Regions from separate parts of the Homo sapiens genome. Here region 2 is linked to region 1. Evidence: chromatin contacts called from ENCODE Hi-C or POLR2A ChIA-PET data. All regions are on one chromosome and are shown on one strand. The core of a region is the stretch at or near the end of the contact, and the rest is flanking DNA. Distances in the headings are between cores, read along the strand shown. Region 1 overlaps LOC125312414 (a long non-coding RNA gene). Region 2 holds the start of XCL1 (X-C motif chemokine ligand 1).

Region 1 (5,764 bases), core at 211-2,710:
TTGCTCTGCCTTAGTGGTTAGACCCTGGAACTCCATGAGACCAGAAGAAAAGGGAAAAACAATACTCCCAGAGAAAAAGAAAGCTAGAGCCATCCTCCTTATGGTGGGAAGGAAAACTCATTCATCAGAGATCACTCAGTGGTGAAATGATATGCATAATTTACTCCAAAGCAGGACAAAATACGGAGTCTGAAGTCAATTATGTTGTGAAATTAATTGGAAAGCTTTAAGTCAGCCATGCAAAGCTTAAATTTTATTCTCATCATGTCCCTGTTGTTTTAAGCTTCCCAAGCCAGTCTTATGTTTGTAATTGACTCAGTTCTGTATGAAAGCTGCTTAGAGCCTTGAAATGAGGCTTGGTTCCTGAGTCATTTCACCTTGAATGCACTTGGGATTTTTTTGGGGGGGTGGCTAAAACACATGAAAATTTTATCAACATGCGCTGCTAAAGAAAATCATCATTTATTCCAAGGGGGAATAAATGGTGATTTAAATAATTTATTTCCCAAATATTCACATTTAGTGCTTTTACCGATCATTGCCTTTTCTCATATGTCCCCTTTGCTTCCTTTTTGAAGGAAGGGACATTATTCTACTTAAGTCTAGCACATTACCTGGCACATGAAAGATATTCCACAAATGTTTGCTGAAATGGGTAAAAATATAGATAACAATTCTTATCGTGGAGGAAATGGGACATAAGGGGGTATCAGTGTTAGAAAAGACATTTTAACTACAGCACAGGTGGCAAGTAATAGGAATTCAATATTACTCTAAACCATGGTGACCATTATTATTAGGATGTGAATCAAAAATAAGTAAATTATTAGGGCTGTTTGCTCTGCCTGTTTTCTCTTCTGCTGCAGAGCTTTTATTAAATGACAGTTGGTACCTACAGTGGAAGGTATGCAGGATTAAGAGAAAGAAAGAAAGCTCTAGTTTCTTTGATTTCCCTCTCAGAACAAAAGTGTGCTAGGGAAAGATATTGGATTGTCTGGTTAAAATGAAGTGCAGTGTTTGCTTGTGGGTATTCATTTGCTAAGTTATCCTTGTTTTCTATTACAAATTAAAAACATTACAAAGTGCTTGCCTAACTAGGAAATATTTGTGCCACCAAGTTTCTCAGATTAGAGACTCAGAATACTGAACTGAAGAAATAGCCCATATAAAATAATATGCAACATTTATTGACCATCTAGCAAATGTGCCAGGCAATGTTCTAAGTACTTCACATGTATTAATTTATTTAAACTTCACAACAACCCAGCGAGGTAGGTGCTGCTATTTCCCCCTACTTTGCAGATGAGGAAACTAAGGAACAGAGCAATTAAGTAGCTTGTCCAGGCAGTCTGTTCCAAAGCCTGCTCTGAACCATTATACAGCACTGCCTCTCCACAAGCAAGATGCCAAGATAGGGTTCAGATGAGGCCCAGAGTGACTCATGCTCGCCACGGTTGTCACTGCAGATTAAGCCAGAGCAAGGCCACCGCTTCCTCCTCACCCTTCCCAGCCAAAAGTAACATCTGGGGATTGGCTTCCTGCCGGATCCGCAGGCACTTTTAATGCTTGTCTGTCTTGGGATTCTGTAAGCCCCTAAGTCTCCTTTTGAATCAATTTGTATTACATGACTTATTACTATCTTTACTATCTTGAAAAGGAAGCTCCACAGTTTAATAACAAACCAGGACAGAAATGACTTCTTAAAACACTGGCTCTCCTGCCATTTAGTGTCCCAGAAAGTTTGTTCCAAGTCCCATCAATTGCAGGGGTTTCTCTTCTCAACAAAATGAGACTTTCTGGTGACAACTTATTACAAAAGAGATGCCCTGCCTCCACCCAGCTTGAACGCTCACACTAATCATATAAAAGGAGGAATATACGTTTGGGCCAACTTGGTTTTACAGAGGAAAATGGAAATACTCTTTTCTCTAGTTTATTTGACTTGCCCAAGGCTAATCCAACATAAAGCAGGAACTGAAGGTCATGGTCATGAATCTGATTTTTATTACACATGTGGCACTATTAGAATTCTTTGCTCTAACAAACAGCTTTCCATCTTCCCAGAAAAAAAAACATATAAAGTATTAATTTACTTATTACATATAAAATTATTTGTGTCTGTACTTGTAATCCCTCAACCATTTCATTGTAATAGGTTGGTCAATAATCAAGGTCAACCAGGTCATCTGTTACTCTATAGCCACCAACATAGCCTCTCCCTGACCCCCCAGCTTCTACTTGCAGCTCAAAGCATTGCTGATGGGCAGGTGTCCCTGTCAGTACAGGGTCAAGTCAGCACTATTTTCTCCTTCCCATCCCTTCTCATAAATTTCTAGCTATACCTCATCTCTTCTTTCTCACTTCTGTTCCTGAGAGGATCAAAGTAAAATGATAGCTTGGGAAATTCCTGACCTATAAAGCTGAGAAGCTGAGGAGAGACCAGACCTAAGCCCAGAGAGGAGCTGGGACCATATTCTTTGGCACACATTCTACTGAAGTATCAAGCATGGTAATGGACAGTCCGCAGTTCTACTTCAACCTCTAATTTTTATATTTATTCACAAAATATGTATTAAGCTTCTATTACTATATGACAGGTGCTGTGCCAGGTGCTAATAGTTTTTTTGTTTTGTTTCGTTTTGAATTGTTTTGTTTTGTTTTTTGGTGGTGAGAAGACTGGTTAGACATTTCCTTATCTCCTCTCCCAGCCAAGTTAACCCTCCTCTTTCTGCCTGAAAGATGCCATGATCACTGTCCAGTCTGAAAGAAGATCTGTGATTAAATGTTTCGAAAGGTAGCTCTGCACTATGAGAATCTTGGACCTGAAATGGAATAGGAAATGTCTTGGCCAGGTTCATGGACACAATTCTAGGACATGACTCTGGTTCATGACTTAATTCAGTATGTCTGATTCGTAGACTCTTCCTGCTTCAGAAAGATGATCTCGTGTGCTTTTCTTAACATTTTGATCCTTAGCCAGTAGGTAAGATCAGATAATCTCCTTCATGCTTCTTTTCAGGATATGCTATTCTTTCAAATTTAGCCAAGACAGAGGATTCCATTCCAGACATTCTTTCCATGAATGGCATTCAGTTAGGAATGTTGTTATGCTTCCATCTTTTTTCACTTAATAAAGGCTTCAGCCAATCTAAGTTACAAATAAGCCTGACCCTACTGAGTTACAAAAGTTATGTTTTCTGTAGCTGGTTTAAGAGAACTGGAATCTGAATTGGCCTTCTCCAAGACTACAAGATTGAGTTGGATGACCTTTGCAAAGGTTTCTGGGAGGCAGCTAGACTAAGAAGCATGGGTCTTTCCCCTTCCTGCCTGGAAAAGTATACAGCATGTATAGTTTACCCCTTGGACAGAGCTAGTCCCAAGAAAATTCCTAAAGCTGGAAAAGCTGGCTACTGAACACCTAATACTCAGTTTCTCTTTTCTAAAATTCCTCCTGCTCTTAGAAACTCCCCTATTGCCCAGATGTCATGCAACTAAATTATATTGCAACCATACAATGGAATACCGTGCAACCATTAAAAAAATATTGTGGAAAAATATTTAGCAGCATGCAAGTCATTCAGGTATTCCCCCAGGCCTCCAATTCTCAATCAGAGCATAAAATTTGTCAAATATTTTACTCTGGTCATTGTTTCCTGAGCATGTAAAACCACACCATTTCCTGCACCAAGTCAAGGTTTACGGTCTTAGTTCCAAGAACTAGTTTATAAGTAATAAACCAGACTATTTCCGGTTAGACTAGCAATAAGAAAATATACTATAATTGTTCTTTTTATTGAGAAGCAGTGACATGGATGTTTATCCATCCTAACATTCTCAAAGATGCAAACTTCTCACTGGAATTTAAAAGACATCCTTTTTGAGTAACCATTAGTTAATACTATTGTTTTTCGAATAAGATATAAACCCTAGTCCATCAGTTCATGGCTAGGGGATTTTGAACATGTAACTTAATCTCTTTAAGGCTCAGTTACTGTATTGACAAAATGCAACTACAATAGTATTTATCTCATGTGGTTAATTGAAAAAGTAAACAAAATAGTATGTACACAACTTATATAGTTCCTAGTAGTCAGTAGATTCTCAATAGATGTCAGCTATTATGCAAACTGCAGGACCTCAGTTTTATCCTCCAGCCTGTATTTAAGAAGGGAGTTGAGAGAGTCTCATCCTCATGGATAAGAGCAAATCACAGACTTCACCAGAGTTTCTAGTCTGTCTTATGAGGGAGTCAGGAATTAAAGAACAGCTTTGTATGATTCTCTGTTTTGTTTTTGACCCAGTCTCTCTCCCCTGTGAAAAGCAGCAAGAGAGGTTTCACTTCTCTATGAGACATAGCAGGGAAGCAGGACCTTGCTCTGGAACCAGTCTTAGGGAACTGTTAAGTTTAAAGCGTACCAAGGGACAAAGCAAGGAGAATGGCCTAAAAGGAGAGAGAAGCCAGCTGAGACCATAGGGCCTTGGCAGTGGCAAAAAATAAGGGCAATTTGGGAAGACAAAGATGGGCCTAAGAAATTGTCTTGGGAATGAGCAATAGGAGGCCTAGGTAGGATTCCTGTTATACAACAACTCTTTCCCATCAGGAAGCCAAAACTACTCTTGGACTTGGTAATTCCCCTGTCCATATGACACCTTAGCCAAAAGGGTAAATCTAATTCCAGTAAATGAAAGTATTTAGAGTCCTCACAGTGAGGAAAACTGTCTGCAGGCACTGGTGCAGAAATGTCGATGAGTGAGAAACTCCAATATGTTTGTTTTGAGAGAAAGAGACAGAGACACCCACAACCACTGTAAGTCAGAACGTGATCCCTGTGCTAGCAGAGGTACAATGTGCTGTGGGGCATGGGGGAGGTAGCTCCAGTGTACTTACTAAGAAGCGTGAGCATGTGTAAGAGTGGGAGGTGGAGAGGGAGGGGCAAGAATCAACATGAGATTTACAACAAGAACATCTCTTTTCCGGGACTGCTGACATATCCTGGGCTTTCTGCCAGCTCTGACCACCACCTGTTCAAAAACCAGAATGAAAAGCATTCCCCTTCCTCAGATTCATGTTGACTTGCTCTTCCTTCCCATTATAGTTTGCCTCCCTTTGCACTTTCCAAGAAATTATAACCCTGGGCTCAAGTGAAAATGAGGATCATCTGATTTCAGCTTGTTAACAAGGAATATTGGAGAGTCTGAATGGTGACGACCATCCATGGCCTGTTGATATATAGTGTGTGCCTTTCTGCCCTGCCTTGTTTGCTGGTCTGAGATTTTGCACCCTCTGTGAGTGGCTAGAGAATTAGGTTACTTCCTAACTGCTTTCAGGCTCACCGTTTCCCTCAAAAATCCTACATTCCAATTCTTGAGGTCAGACTTCTTTGGGGCTACAAGGTAAAGGCACTGGCCTTGTTTTCCTAGTTCCTCTCGGTGTGATGTTAGATGTTTAATTTGAGATCTTTCTAACTTTTTGAAGTACGCATTTAGCACTATAAACTTTCTTCTTAACACTGCTTTTGCTGCATCCCAGAGATTTTGGTATGATGTGTCTCTGTTTTCACTTATTGCAAAGAATTTTTTTTATTTCTGCATTAATTTTGTTGTTTACCCAAAAGTCATTTAGGAGCAAGGTATTTAATTTTCATGAATTGTGTTGTTCAAGAGATCTTTTTGGTATTGATTTTTGTTTTTATTCCACTGTGGTCTGAGATTATGGTCAGTATAACTTTGATTTTTTTTTAATTTATTGAGGCGTGTTTTATGG
Region 2 (6,165 bases), core at 107-2,606, 110 kb before region 1:
CACCTTCACTCAGGTTGCAAAATTGAGTCAAAGCAGAGACCGTTTTCCCTCATTTTTGTATGTAAGAAGCTAAGCACCAGTGGGACTTATAGAGCTCCTTCAACTAGAAAACTTGGGAATTTGAGACCAGTGTCTGCAGTTCTTCTCAGCCTCTAACAGAGCTCCTTTCCCCTACTCAGATCTGAGTCTCCCTCAAATGGTATGCCCATTGTCTCAGCAAAATGCCAGCCAGGTAGCAACATGTGGCCTAATGTAGTAATCAAACTCTTTTGTTTCATCAGTATTTTTTTGTTTTATCCATAATTTCAAGGACTTCCAGACTTAGCCACCTTTATTCATGGAACCCCTTGGGGACCCATTATTAAGTTATAATATCATAGTCTAAGTAATAAGCCTACCAACTAGAACACAAATAAGTCGACAGATTCACTCCAGTCATAGGAAAAATTAATCCTTAAGAAATACCTACTGAATGCTCAGGTAAGGGCTCGGTATATCTGAATCTTACCTGGATGTGTCTTGCAGGTTTATTGAACTGTGTATAAGGTGCTGATCTATTTGGTAGTAGTTATTATTGTATGTTCTCTTACAAAAACAGAAAATTTCTCATAAATAGTAATAGTCATGGCATTACTAACAGAGTCCCCCACGTACTTGAAGGTAATATTGATTTTCTGGACATGAAGGTTTGAACTTCCAGTCATTTGGGGCTTAGTTTTGTATTGAAAACATTGATTTACTCCAGAACATACATCCTCTGGTGCATCCCCACATTGTAACTGAACTCTCTAAGATTTTGATAATTTATCAAACTATATATTAAATGGGCAAAACCTACAAATGCATTTATAATCATCACCTCTAATCCATAGCTAACATTAATCAAAAAATTACTGCTTGTAAGGAAATCTGATGTTATTAAATAAACCATAATATTTATTTAATCTTAATCTCAGGTGATCATGTCTGTTATACTATTCAGTTATACATAAATAAGCACAGGCCCTGAGTGGTTAAGGAATTTACCTGAAATTACCCAATTAGGAAAAGTAGGAGCCCAGATACTAATCAAATTCTCCCTGTTTTGGAAGTTTACGAAGCCCTCTACAGTCAAAATCATCATTCCTTTCTTGCACATGGGAAGTTTAAGGCTCCCCTGGGGAAAGCAGGTTAGTCCAGTCATAACCTGAGTCAAACCCAAAATGTGTGCCCACCTGCCTTGCCTCCCTGTTCTTTATCTCACAGACAGCTTCTCCACTTACCTTCCACAATGTATGCAGTGAGAGAGCAGATGCCAAGGAGGGCCAGGATGAGAAGTCTCATGGCTGAGGTCCTGCTGAGCTGTGCAAGGAGAGTGAGGATCGGGCTCTTTGAGGACCTCTTTTATGCCTCCAGTGGTCAGTGCACTTCCTGTGGTGAGAGGGGGCTTTCGAGGTGGGTGTAGGATCATGGAAAGTCTTTGCAATACTGATGCTTTTATTTTTCTTAAAAAAAAAAAAAAAAAAAGTCCCTTTCCCTGTTCATACTAACCTAACGCCTTGTGGCCTTTACCCCTTTGTCTGTGGTTAATGTGTCAATTAAACCAAATGCATGCATAAAAGAAAACGTGGTTGTGTTGTCTCCTGCCACCAGCCTGAATTCAGATCTTCCACCGTAGACATGCCTGAAGGCTGTTCACTGCCATGGCCCACCACGGAAGCTGTAAAGGAAATGAGGTGGGGTGGTCACTGTGTTCCATCCCACCTCATGTGACATCCAGTGTGACATGAGGCTTCCACAACCATGGATCATGAGTCCCTGATGCCACCCTTTGACTCTCTCAGGAGGGGAAGAGAGGCTGCTGCCACACTGAGCTTCTCGATCCTTTGCTTTCTTGGTTCTCATTTTTCTCCTCCACCTTCATTCAAGTCACCCCCCTTTCTTCACCCCATCTCCCCAGGTACCCAAGAAACAATTAAATAACTGTTTAAGCATGTCTACATGCATGTGTTTGCTTTATTACAACTTAACATACACATTTATAGAAGCTTTTGAAAAGCTGTGCTGTACCAACTTATTTCAAATTAAAAAAGAAATAAAATTATAATCTTACCATCTGACAGTTTTCATTTTCAATATTTTTCCAGTGAATCTGCATTGGCATACATGTGTTCTCATAATTGTGGTAATTTTAAATGCTGTTTTAACACCAACTTAAATATCTTCCCATTTTTTAGCGTTCATATTTCTACTTCAAGTAAATATATACACATACACATTAAACCATTTTCTTATAACTTATTATAAAGATCAGAACTGTAAGGTCAATTTCATTAATACACACCGAATTATTTCCCTTTAATAACCAGGAGTAGGATTACTGGGTAAAATGATATGATCATCTTTACAGCTCTTATTATATATTGCCATATAGTCTCCCCAAAATATAATTTTAGTTTGCAATGCTCCCAGTAGAATTTAAACATACTGATTGCAATGGAACTTTTCTGCCACTGAATTTGTTGTATGGTGGTTGTTCTTTATGTTATATAGGTATCTATAAAATGTATTTATTAAATACATGTGTAGTTAAAGGTCCATTGCTATGAGGAATATGAAAATAAATTCCTATGTTTTGATAAAAAGTATAGGTTAACCTCTAAGAGACTTCCCACTAATCGCATTTGATTTTTCACCCAGACTTCATTCTAAACTTCAAACTGGCTCTTTAATGATCTCTACCTTACTGCACAATCACTCCTTGAACACTGGACACATCTTCTATTCAAACTGCTTCTCCTCATATTAGTCCTTAGCATGGAGCAATGTGTTCTCTTCCATCTAATTTCCAAATACTGATATATAGGGATCATGTTAGACTCATTGCTATCCACCCACGTGTCTTTCTCAACCAAACTGGACTAAGTATACCTTCTAAGTAGTTCTTTGAGATGTGTCCTCCTTTCTTCCCACACTGCTCAAATCATAGGCCAATTGCAGTGGACTAACTGGTTTCCCAGACCAGGGCCTCCTCTCAGTCTGTTCTCTGCAGCTTTGCCAGGGTAATCACTGTAAAGCCTCAATCTAATCATGCCATTTCCCTACTGAGAACCTCTTTACTAATTCCAATGCCTATGGGATGTATTTCTAATCTTTCACTGTGATATATAAGAATGCTCAAGATCTAGTACTGCTTTCCTTTCAGACTCACCTTCCACCATTCACTCACACACTCCCAAACCTTAACAAACACATACATGTGCAGCCAACCCAATGGGCCAGCCTCTTTTATGCTCCTCACATGTTTCCTTTAACTGGAATACCCATGACAGCTCCCTACATAGTTACTTGTAAACTCCTCCTCTCTGTATAAGTTTTCCTGAATTTTTTTGATAAAATTAAGTTGTGCCACCCCTTTATGCTCTCTTAGAACTTTGTTCTGTTCTCATGGCTGTTCTGCAACGAATCTCATGGTGTTCTCCTACTCAATTACATTCCTGCGTCTCCCACTAGATGGCAGACTCTTTGAGAGTAGGAGATTCCCTTGTTATCTCTGGATCCCCGGCACTTGCAGAAAGCCTGGTATGTAATAATTGCTCAACAATTAGTTTTTAAGTAAAACAATTTTTTTAAAACGCCAAAATTACAATGATTGTGCATTAAGTGAAAGATGACCATCTAAAAACATAAAGCCATGCTTCATGACATTGGGCTAAGCAAATAAAGGAAACAAAGGCAAAAACAGACAAATAGAATTACGTCTAACTAAAAAGCTTCTGCACAGCCAAGGGAATAATCAACAGAGGTAGAAGACAACTTATGAAATGGGAGAAAATATTTACAAACTATACATCTGATAAGGAATTAATATGCAAAATATATAAAGAACTCAAGCAATCATTAGCAAGAAAACAACACAATTTAAAAATGGGTAAAAGACTTGAATAGACATTTCTCAAAATAAAACACACAAATAGCAATCAGGTATATGAAAAAATGTCCAACATCATTAATCATCAGGGAAATGTAAATTTTTTAAAAAAATATAATGAGGTATCACCCTACACCTGTTAGGATGGCTGTGATAGAAAAGACAAACGATAGCAAGTGTTGTCAAGGATATGGAAAAGAGGGAACTCTTGCACACTGTTGGCAGGAATCTAAATTAGTATAGACAGTATGGAAAACAGTAGAGTTTCCTCAAGAAATTACAAATAGAACTACCATATGATCCAGCAATCACACTACTGGGTATATGTTCAAAGGAAATGAAATCACTGTATCAAAGAGATATGTGCACTCCCATGTTTATTGCAACATTATTCATAATAGCCAAGATATCAAATCAACCTAAATAGATAAAGAAAATGTGGTACATATACACAATGGAGTACTAGTCAGCCAAAAAAAAGGGAGGAAATACTGTCATTTGCCAAAACGTGGATGAACCTGGAAAACATTATTTTAAGTGAAATAAGCCAGGTGCAGACAGATACTGCATGATCCCACTCACATGTGGAATCTAAACAAGTTGATTCCATAGAAATACAAAGTAGAATGGTGGTTACCAGGGGTTGGGGCGGTTGAGAAGCGTGGGGTGGGGTTGGGGATATGTTGGTCAAAGAATACAAAATTTTAGTTAGATAGAAGGAATAATTTCAAGAGATCTATTATACAACGTTGTGGCTGTAATTAAAAATATATTGTATTCTTGAAAAATGCTAGAGTGAATGTATTCTCCTCACAAAAAATGATAGCTATGTGAGGTAATGCATATATTGATTAGTTAGGTTTAGTCATTCGACAATGTATATATACTTTGAAACATCATCTTTTACACAATAAATACATACAATTTTACCTGTCAATTTTTTAAAATAAAATAAATAATAAAAAGAAGTAAAAAATAAAGGTGTGAACTCAGGAGATTGTGCCTGAGGCTTTCTCATGTTTTCAATGAAATCGACAATTTGACTAGTGGCTGAATTTTTATTTAGCATACTGACATGGAATTTGTTAAACTCTCAGAATGAATTGTTCACTTTCAGTTTGTCAAAGCATGCACTAGAATGTCATTTGGGGAAGATTTAAATAACAGACAAGAAAGTAGAAACCTAGCGCAAAGTGGGCATGACTTGCTAATGGGTGGACATTGGTTGACAACAATCAGTTGAGGCATACTTGTCATAATGAATATTTTTATCTTTGACTCTTCTCTTTCTCATGGATATTACACCCAATCAGCAAATACTGCAGGCTCTCTATCTTCAAATAGAACCTAAACACTTCTCACTACCCCCAAACCACCCTATGCCAAGCCACCATCACCTCTCACTTGGATTAGTCGAGTCATGCAGTAGCCTCCTAACTGTTCTTTCTGCTTCCATCTTTGCCTTAATTGACCACATCGACCAAGGTGACCATTAGAAAATGTCATTTCTTTCCTCAAAATCCTTCGATGGCTCTCCATTCTTAGGAGATAAATTCAAAGTCTTTGCAAGGGATTACAAGTGCCTATGCCCTGTGCTCTTCTCTCTCATTCACTCTCTGACATCCTCCCCTGCTGTTCTCTACGCCTCTTACATCAACACAACACGCGGCCACCTTGTTTCTCAGACATGTCAATTTTGCTCCTGACTCCAAGCCTTTGCATTTACTGTTTCCTCTGCCTAATACTCTCTTCCCTCAGATGTCAGCATGACTGATACCCTCACCTCCTTCAATTCTTCACTCAAATGCTGCTCATTGTGGCTTTTCCTGATCACCCAATTTAAAACTTTGTACACATGCCCATTCTGGTATCATTTGATCTATTTTTGCTGTTCTATTCTCATTCAGAACTCCCAACACCTTCAAACATAGCAGCAATTTACTTGCTGATTTTTTTTGTCTGTCTTTTTCCAGGAATTCCTTATCTTTTTCACTGCTGTTTCTTCAGAATCCTGTACAATGCCTGGCATAAAGGAGCTGCTTAATTTATATATCCAGAATAAATACAAGTATATCTGGTGTGTACGTGCAGGAGTGTATAAGCAAGCATATGCATGTGCAAACATCAACATTTATGCCTGCAAACTCTAGTGCTCTGGAATATTGACACTGCTCATGCATGTGTGACCACACAGTGGAATGGGAAAATCCATTTTTGAAGGAAAGCATTCATTGTTGAGGGAAGAAGACAGAAGC

The links. A loop is a pair of places that touch in the nucleus more often than their neighbours do. ChIA-PET counts read pairs that join two places held with the same protein, here RNA polymerase II (POLR2A). Pooled maps may share reads with other maps.
Region 2: a pooled map shows a loop between it and region 1 (2.7-fold over the local background). The contact joins the promoter of XCL1 here to the enhancer-like site in region 1. A Hi-C loop is called at or near these places in 1 of 168 maps with a recorded cell type or tissue (transverse colon), 2 of 37 single-sample maps with no recorded cell type and 8 of 50 pooled maps. POLR2A ChIA-PET finds 5 or more read pairs at or near these places in 3 of 52 experiments (GM12878, H1 and activated naive CD4-positive, alpha-beta T cell).

The regions. Positions count from the first base shown.
Region 1 is chr1:168,465,552-168,471,315 of GRCh38, reverse strand. All of the region lies in intron 3 of LOC125312414 (a long non-coding RNA gene), which reads left to right. All of the region lies in intron 4 of LOC101928565 (a long non-coding RNA gene), which reads left to right. Among named protein-coding and RNA genes, the nearest start is that of XCL2, 76 kb to the left of the region's middle. Within about 2 kb of position 1,460, at least 20 of the 41 ENCODE cell types and tissues checked have a DNase peak (open chromatin) inside an H3K27ac peak, as active enhancers do; they include GM12878 and transverse colon, where a contact is called at or near this core.
Region 2 is chr1:168,571,796-168,577,960 of GRCh38, reverse strand. It overlaps XCL1 (X-C motif chemokine ligand 1), which reads right to left and starts at 1,356. Exons shown (of 3, transcript NM_002995.3): 1 at 1,263-1,356. The coding sequence starts at 1,323.